Regions from separate parts of the Homo sapiens genome. Here region 1 is linked to region 2. The links are chromatin contacts, found by Hi-C or POLR2A ChIA-PET in ENCODE. All regions are on one chromosome and are shown on one strand. The core of a region is the stretch at or near the end of the contact, and the rest is flanking DNA. Distances in the headings are between cores, read along the strand shown.

Region 1 (5,042 bases), core at 1,079-3,578, 47 kb after region 2:
AAAAAAATGTCCAACACAAAGAAATGATACATGTTTGAGATGATGGAGATGTATCTCCATCTCATCTCATCACAACATGACTATGTACTCCATAATAAGCACAATTATGTGTCAGTATAAAAAATTAATTAAAATAAAATAAAACCAAAAGTTTTAGGACAAAAAGAAAGTGAAGAAAGTGATCTACTTTTTCACTTCCTGTCTCACAGAACAGAGTGAAAATTAGTGAGACAAGTCTTAAGCAATCATTTGGGTCACCTTAACAGAAAAACAATACGTGACGAAGAAGTACATTAACAGAAGATTGCCTTTATTCCTTCTGTAATTCTTCCTGGTCCTCAATTGCTTTCCAATTAGCCCTATGAGTATATATTGCATATATGATAACAGGAGAACTTTGACATATTTCACCTTTCACTTGAGAGGCAAAGGCAGCCTTCATTGATCTTACACTTGACTGCCACCGCAGAGGTTTCACTACCATCTGCCTCCCACTAACTAATAAGTTTCCAACTCATATGCCAACAGAGAAGTGTGGAATTTATCCAAATAACTCAATAATTGGAATCCAAAAAGCAAGTAACTAAAGAAAACATATATTTGAATCTTAAAGTCCCAGAATGACAACAACAAATTATTTTAGTTAAAATTATTTCTTACCCTTTCACTACTTCAGTTTTTAAGAGCTCACGGAGCTTCCCAATGTCACCAATTTCCATCTTTTATATTATACTTAGAAAGTTAATAATATGTAGGTGTCAGTAGAAATGTTGTATTAAAAAACAGCTTTTATTTTTCTGATGCAGAATGGATAATTAAAAAAAAAAAAAAAAGACTTAGGCCGGGTGCAGTGGCCCACGCCTGTAATCCCAGCACTTTGGGAGGCCGAGGCGGGTGGATCACGAGGTCAGGAGATCAAGACAATCCTGGCTAACACAGTGAAACCCTGTCTCTACTAAAAATACAAAAAAATTAGCCGGGCATGGTGGCGGGCGCCTGTAGTCACAGCTACTCAGGAGGCTGAGGCAGGAGAATGGCGTGAACCCAGGAGGCGGAGCTTGCAGTGAGTTGAGACTGTGCCACTGCACTCCAGCCTGGGTGACAAAGCGAGACTCCGTCTCAAAAAAAAAAAAGACTTAATCATCTTACTGGTAGCAGGCTAGAAAAGAATCAGTCTTATGAATATGCAAATATACGCTCTTTACCAATTTATATTTAGTCTTACATAAGCACACAAATATGTGTTGATTTGATTCCAATTTAACTGTTCTCAGCTACAGCTGTGGCACAGAACATGACATTAAATAACTACTTCTATTATAATGGGTATATTACATCCATAGAAGAAAAATTCTTTTAAATTTCCTAGCAGTTTTGTCTACTTCATATATGAAATCGATTTTTAATCAATACCACACGAACACAAAATTTATCTGCCATACTTGATCAAGCTAACTGGCAGATTATTTTTTAGCATGATGGGCAAGAAAAATCTCAGAAGATACTAATAAAGAGTGATCCTCAAAAGAAATGGAGGAGGAAAAAAAGCAATAGATGGAGTTAAAAAGCCTGGGAAAAGGAAGTAAGATTCAAACGTGGCACAAGAGAATGTTATCATAAAACACTGTACTAAATCAAGCACCTAGAAAGTACCTAAATTAGTTAACTGGTTAGCAGTATTCATGAGAAAAATAAAACACCTTTTCTGGAACTTTCCAAACTGGATAATGACTGCTGTATTTTGGCCTGATGCCACTGAAATTCTAAAACTTTTTAACCTTGGCAGGGAAAATTCCTCCTTTTCTTTTACCCTCAGTGATACAGCTTCTAGTTTTAAAACAATCTCTAAAATTAAGAAACACTGTGATGAGGAAATGGGAGCAATCAGCATCCAGCTCAAAACTTTTACTTTTCATGGGCATACCCCTCCCCTTTCACCCTCTAAACATATCACAAACAGGTGAAGCCTTCCTGGCCTAGGCCCCTACCTGGGTTTCTTTGCCACAACCTCAAAAATCAGCCTGCATAAACACAAATCCTTCCTGCCTGGAGTAGGTGGGTCTGTGTATAAGAGACACAACCTCATAGGAACCCAAGGCAGCAGGTGGAGTCCCTTCTAGATGTACTTTCCCCCTTCTTTGTCCCATTTTTCCTTTATCCTCCTCCTTTTTCTCTGTTCTCCTTTAACTCTGCAATAGCAGAAATGGCACAAAAAATCCACAATTAGATACTTTCTGACCTTCAGAACTAAAGAAGTTTCTGTTTCCTGTTTTGAAACATGCAGAAAGTTTTCCTTCACTAGTCCACCAGCCCACACTGCTGGCTGGATGTGAAAGAGCACCACTTACTAAAAGCTAATGTAGAGTGGACAAGAGTTCAACAAACATCTCACTTCCTTTCCTACTTGAAAAACATCAGAAAGTTAGAAAAAGACTGAATAGCCTAGATTCTTCCACTCTGCAATAATTCATAATATAAAGACAGACAGCTGAGAAACGACCAGTCATATTTTTGTTGTTATTCTTGGACATCACTTCATAGAAAAATCCCAGAGTTATGTGGCATGTTTGCAGTTATATTTATATGATGTGTGTATATATATGTATGTATATATATACACACCTATATATGTATGTATATATATATACACACCTATATATGTATGTATATATATATACACACACCTATATATGTATGTATATATATACACATCTATATATATGTATGTGTGTATATATATATGTGTATATATATGTGTGTGTGTATATATATATCTTAGGACAAGTTAAAGATTCTGGCTAACTTTCTTTTTCATATTTCAGACTTTGCAGAGTCAAATGAGTTAGTTAAAATCAGTTAAGTGAAAGAAAATAATTTTATTTTCATTTTATCTATAGCTGCTGCACAAATCACAGAATAATCATTGTAAAAGTCAACTTTCTTCTCTAAGTATATTCCAACAAATATATGTGTGATCTATTGTCAAAATATATCCTTTTGTACCCTTTGAATTTTAAAACATGGATATATTTTACATGCTTTAAGTAGTTTGTTAAAAAGAGAAAGTAAACAAAAAAAGACAAAGCCTTATCATCTAGTTCAATGTGACAAAAAAGACATGAAATTATTCCTCATTATAAATGATCACAGGAAGAAAAGTAAATGAGAATCATGATTTTAGCTCCAGAGAGAATTTCCTGTGATACAGATTCACACATGCTAAATTCATCTTACATACACACCATCCTTTAAATCAATCACTGTGGAATTTCTAACTCAATAATAATACTGCAACCACAAAGTGATGATTCAGGCAAATTCTTCTTCTAGACCTTCCACAGACTTTGTTCTCCTTCACTCACCCCTCCTTTCTAACTTTTTTTTTAACCAAATGGTCCAAACAAAGCTGCTTGCTAACCCCAGCACATAATCTTGCCTTCTGTATCCTGGGATATGCCATTTAAGTCATCAAGAATGGTTTACTTGTCTGTCAGGACAGTTGGGCAATGTGTTTGTTATACCCATTATCTCAGTGATCAGCAGAGTTGACTCAGCTGATCTGACAGGTAGGGAGGTGTACCCTTCCTCCTTACACAGGGGAATTGTAATTCCAATTTGTGTCAATCCAAATTGTGTCTGTGTGTCATATGAGGGGACGGCAGGCAATAATGAGTGAGGGAGGTTATTCTGAGCCTAAGTAATATTGACAGAATAGGACATGTTGCCTTGTAAGCATTCTTCAGATGTTCTTTGACCACTTGTTTATATTCCCAATGAACAACTAAGATGGTAAGCTTCTTAAAAACTATATTCTGTCCTCTATTTCTTTGGTATTTGTAACAGCAATTATATTACATTGTACATAATGTAATAAAATTATAGATTATAACTTTAAGATGGAAGAAATTAACTTCTAGAGTCTCTCCTACAATTGTTTCCATTTGATTTAGAGAAAAATAACATCCATATGATTGATAAGCACCAGTAATAACATTCATAGGTATGACCAGTAAAATCTCATGTCAGATTTGCACTGTTCTAAGTATAAACATTTAGAAAGTTGATTGAATTTTTTTTTAAAAAAAAAAAAGAGGAAAGAAAAGTTATTCCATTTGCCAAGTTTGTGTAGGATAAAAGAGAAGTTAGCTATCCTATAAGTTAACTTCGTAACAGTGAGATAAATCAGCACTAAAACTGACAATAAGGTAAGAAAAAAAGTATGCTTTCAATTTATCATTCTTAAAAAATACCCAGAACAAAAATACAAGGCTTACAGCCTCATTTATCACCACCGATTTAAAGTGAATCCTAACATGCTCATTTCATTAAAAGAGAAAGCCAAATTACTTGCTAGTTTGCTTCTGTCTTCTCCTGCAACAACAACAATCCAATCCCTTTGGATTGTGATTGCAGTAGCAGTACTGGCCAAATTTGCAATATTTGCAATAGTGATGATCAGGATATAGCAGGAAGTCTAAAGAATGACAAGAAAAAAATGAGTTATAATGTCAGTTTACCACACTGTACATATGTCACTAAACAAGGCAGTTTAAAATAGTCTTTGGTGGAATGATAAAAAAAGTATTTTAATTTCATTTATAAGAAATCATTTTACGTTATAGATATGAAACTGAATGAATACCAGTAGTCAATGGGCATAATGTCCTAACCTGTATCATCTAGATCATCTGTAGTACACATAATACAAAAATTATAATAGTCAGGTGAATACAGTTATAAAATGTTAACACAGTGGTGGTTTTGAACATTTCTCCCACAAATATTGCCTTTGAAAAGAATGTTGAAGGGGAATTGAAAACACCTGTATTTAAGTCAGAGTTCTGACACCTTCTAGTTGCATGACAATGGGCAATCAACTAACGTTCACTTTGTCTTAATTTTTTCAATAAAATGAAGGGAATAGGCTCAAAGATTTCTAAAGTCCTACCTGGCTTTGCAACTCTATAATATCAATCCACATATACACAAGAAGATTCAATATGACACCAGATGCATGGTTTATACCACACCCCATCCCTCTC
Region 2 (4,579 bases), core at 1,744-4,243:
AGTTCTTTAAGAGCATCAGGCTGCAGTGGCTTGACAGGGCTGTCCCAGAGATGTTTCCTAGTAATGAAGGAAAGCCTCATGAAGGGCTGTCTCCTTCCTGATTATTTTACTTTTAACCCAACACAACAAATAGAAGGCAGATTTCCCAAACACACCAAGGAAGTTGAATGGCCTGAAGAAAATCTGACATCTGCATATCAGCATGGACTAGCTCTCAAATACTTTGCATGAATAATAAATTAAAATGGCAGCTCAAGCAGGACAGGCAGATGAGAAAAACAAAAAAACGAAAACCCAAAAGCCTGGCCAGGAGATAAGTACCTGATAAAATCATTCTTTTCAAGGAATGCCAGGAACCCAGATTTGAAGGTTGACCATGTCAACCTCTTCAGTCTCTGGCTCCTCTCAAGAAAAAAATGTGATAAATAGATAAGACTAAATTATAATTAGCATTTCAGTAGTTGTTTATACAGTACTTCAAGGTCCTTAAAAGCAGTTCTTTCTAAGCCTCTTAAATGTTTAGGCATGCTATTAATCTGTGTTATAAAGATGACAACTTATTTAGCAAATGTACACAGCAGTCTAGCCAATTATGACGAACTTCAAAATAGCAGAGTCCAAACCAATAGACTTTATTGATGTGTGTTTGCCCATGCTACTAATTTAGCATTTGAAGTTAAATTTAAAAGCAAAGCGCTTAATGTGAAGCTGCATCAGTTATTAACTAATGACTTATACATTCTTACACATTAAGTACATATATACAATGCATTTTAAGATGAAAAGAAAACTTTAAATAGGCCGGGCGCAGTGGCTCAGGCCTAATCCCAACACTTTGGGAGGCCGAGGTGGGCAGATCACCTGAGGTCAGGAGTTCAAGACCAGCCTGGCCAACATGGTGAAACCCCATCTCTACTAAAAATACAAAAATTAGCTGGGTGTGGTAGCAGACCCCTGTAATCCCAGCTACTCGGGAGGCCAAGGCAGGAGAACGCTTGAACCCAGGAGGCGGAGGTTGCAGTGAGCCGAGATCACACCATTGCACTCCAGCCTGGGGGACAAGAGCGAGATTGTCTCAAAAAAAAAAAAAAAAAGAAAAAAAAGAAAAAGAAAAGAAAAGAAAACTTTAAATAGACTATAAAGTGTGATGAACTCCCTAGTCAACTGGCAAGTGCTCTCTTTTCCAAAAGATTCAAGCAGAGGAGGATCAGTCATCAGATAGGAGGTGTCCAAGGCTCCCACTGCTTGGGAGGCAGAACTCTCTAGATCTGGGAATCGCAGCTCTAGATAGGGGCCAACTCAGGAATTACTGTGAAGCCCTTGAAATCTTCAGATACAAAATATACCTCAAGACGTTCTAATAAAAAGTTTTGGGTAGAGTTCTAGAGACAGCAGATTTAAAACATGGGTGAGGCTCTGACAAAACTTGATGATAGTGCAGATAGTACACTTTGCTGATGATTTCAAAATCTAAGCTAAAGCACTGCTCCCAAACTAAGAATTAATGTGCTGCTATAAGCCTAAACTTATAAAAATCATTGTTAAACTCTGCTTTCTAAGTAAGACCTTTAGGGGTACTTTGACTCTTTTAGTTGTTAAAGCCAGTACTAAATTGGATATTATCTCCATCCAGCGTAAATGTGTTCACCATTTTATAGATGGGAAGCATGAAGCCAGAGAGATAAGGCATTTTCCCTACATCATACAGCAAATAAATGACAGTTTGTAATATAATTCAAATATCTCCATTCAATAACTAGAAACCACAACAGTCATATAGCTAACCATTCTTGAGCATGGTTTTTAATTCTTTACATGATTTTTTGTATTTATTTTCCAATCTATAATGTAGGTACTACTGTCATTCTCATTTCACATCTGGGGAAATGAAGCACAGAGTGGCTATACAGCCTCTTCGAGGTCACACGCAGCTAGTAAAAAGAGGCAGGAGTGAAATTCAGCCAGCCTATCTCCCCAGTCCATGGTCTTAACCACTATACTCTCACCCTTGATTTTTCTACCAACTTCCCCATTGTAACTGTTTGTGGGTGCTGTATCTATTAGATAACCATAAATGACCCAGGTGTAGAGCAAGTCCTCCAACAGTGCAAAGACAAAATGAAACCACTAGGGTGTCTTTTTGTCTAATTATCAATAACCAGGATCAGCCCAAAGGAGGCAAATGTACCCCCAATCCCCCAACTAGCCACAATTCTTGTCATCACTTGTGGTCTTTTGGTTCAGGGCCTCAGTGCTCTGAGAATTCCTAACTCTACCAGCATTCACATTAATTTTACTGAGGCATTCTCTCCATGTACACAGTTGTTTGTTTTATAGAAATGTAAACACATTTCACCACTCACTGTTGCTTAAATACCTTCTATGATATTCTTGCCAAATGGCCTGGAAATTTGAAACCTCCCATGGTAGCTCATTCCATGTTTGGACAACTTTAAATGTCAGAAATTTCTTCCTCTCATTGAAACTAAATCTATCTGTAGCTGCCTTTTATTTTCCCTAGTTAATAACTTTTAGGTTTAATCTGATTTTTCTTATTTTGAGCATTTAATAAAAATGACAGACCTTATCTCCAGGAAAAAAAAATTTAGACATGAATAAAAACTTGTACAATCTTTGCGGAATTGCAGTGTTCTGAAGGCCTATGAATGGTCTATGGACTTTGGACTTAGAAACTCTCTTTTAATAACAGCCCTTCAAATACCATAAGGCAAGTGTGTTCCCCCCCTTTACTGATGTACTGTGTTCAAGTACTTATACCTCTCTTCTCTCTCCACGGAATTGCATCTGCTTAGATTTTGCTGCCCATTTCAGCCCACGGAAACCTTTCTAAATCAAGTTCTATGATCTAATCTATTCACTTCCCCTCCTTGGAGTTGCTTTTAGGCTTCATCAGCATGCTCTAGTCTTTTCAACACAGCCAATGGAAAGATATGGGCTGGGAAACAGCTGGAAACAAAGCACTGTAGTTGGCAACTAGCAACCTGCCTCTCAAAGAATGTCATTCAGTGTAAGTAGGATGTGTCCAGGACATTTTTTGCAAAGATCATTTACTGCGACCAAAGTCCATGAATACACAAGGAAGTGTGCATATTTAACAAGCAGAATATAATCATACGCAGTTAACTTTATTCCCAATAGAGACCTGCTTTTGTTCTGTTTTCTTCTAGGTTGGCTAGGTCAGGAATTGGACTAACCAACTCAGGGAGTATGAAAACATGTGAGCCACATGATTAAGAGCTTAAGTACTGATTGCAAAATTTCCTTTTATAGTCTAGCATGTGACCTTATGAAACTCACATATTTTCCCAGGTCTGAAGACCCCAAAACTTTTAGCCTTCCTACGTACATAGAATGGCTACCCAGTGGCCATTCTTTTGGCTTGAAAGATTCTCATGGTCACTAATTTAAATGCCATGTTTGGTATTAAGGGATACTTTAGTAGTTTAATTTACTTGTTTTAAAATAAACTTTTTCATGGCTTTGAGGGCAACTTTTACTTCTAGTGTTCTAGAGTTTTATGGACAAGTTCACATTCACCCTGTCCATGTACTCCATAGATTTTATAAATGAAGTCATATCCCTTTTAAAGTTTATCACTTCAAAACTAAGAGTTGTAATGAAGCCAGCATTGAGGAGTAGAAAGAAAATTGAAAATGATCTGTCAGGGGACCCTATTCTGTTATTAACCACCCAAGAAATTGTGGACAATTAAATTATCCTTTCTGGGCCCCTTATTTCTCATATGTAAAAAAAGAGGTCGTGACTTCTTCTCTAAGGCCTCCTCCATTTTTCAAAATTCTGTCATTCTCATTTTCTTAAATTAGAAGGGTGCACTAAACCATCAGAAGTAAGACAAACAGGCCAGGTGTAGTGGCTCACGCCTGTAATCCTAGCACTTTGGGAGGCCGACGTGGGTGGATCACTTGAGGTCAGGAGTTGGAGACCAGCCTGGCCAACATGGAGAAACCCCGTCTCTACTAAAAATACAAAAATTAACCGAGCATGGTGGTGGGCGCCTGTAACCCCACCTACTCAGGAGAATCACTTGAACCCTGGAGGCCGAGGTTGCAGTGAGCCGAGATCGTGCCCCTGCACTCCATCCTGGGAGACAGAGTGAGACTCCATCTCAAAAAAAAAAAACAAAAAACAAAACTAAGACAAAGAGTAGCATCTGGATTCCTTTCTGTGCATTAAACTTCAAAACAAAGTATTATTTTAATATACAAGGGCTATCATACAATATAATTTCATTTTATTCATGGTACATAGTAGATCACAGGATACAATCCCTCTAACCCAGTGGTTCCTAAACTTGGTTGCAGGTTGGAAACACCTGGGGAATTTTTTAAATGGCTTTTGCCTAGATCTTACTATATTAGCCCATGTTCACACTACCATAAAGATACTACCTCAGATTGGGTAATTTATAAACAAAAGAGGTTTAATTCACTCACAGATCTGCATGGCTGGGGAGGCCTCAGGAAACTCACAATCATGGCAGAAGATGAAAGGGAAGCAGACACCTTCTAGGCATCAGGAGAAAGAACGCCAAGCAAGT

Evidence for each region. A loop is a pair of places that touch in the nucleus more often than their neighbours do. ChIA-PET counts read pairs that join two places held with the same protein, here RNA polymerase II (POLR2A). Pooled maps may share reads with other maps.
Region 1: a map of heart left ventricle shows a loop between it and region 2 (1.9-fold over the local background). The contact joins two enhancer-like sites. A Hi-C loop is called at or near these places in 7 of 168 maps with a recorded cell type or tissue (Calu3, HepG2, ascending aorta and 3 more), 1 of 37 single-sample maps with no recorded cell type and 8 of 50 pooled maps. POLR2A ChIA-PET finds 5 or more read pairs at or near these places in 5 of 52 experiments (AG04450, H1, HepG2 and 2 more).

What each region holds. Positions count from the first base shown.
Region 1 is chr2:189,567,368-189,572,409 of GRCh38, forward strand. It overlaps SLC40A1 (solute carrier family 40 member 1), which reads right to left. Exons shown (of 8, transcript NM_014585.6): 5 at 4,348-4,474. Among named protein-coding and RNA genes, the nearest start is that of SLC40A1, 11 kb to the right of the region's middle. Within about 2 kb of position 2,329, at least 4 of the 41 ENCODE cell types and tissues checked have a DNase peak (open chromatin) inside an H3K27ac peak, as active enhancers do.
Region 2 is chr2:189,519,843-189,524,421 of GRCh38, forward strand. No RefSeq gene overlaps it. Among named protein-coding and RNA genes, the nearest start is that of SLC40A1, 59 kb to the right of the region's middle. Within about 2 kb of position 2,994, at least 3 of the 41 ENCODE cell types and tissues checked have a DNase peak (open chromatin) inside an H3K27ac peak, as active enhancers do.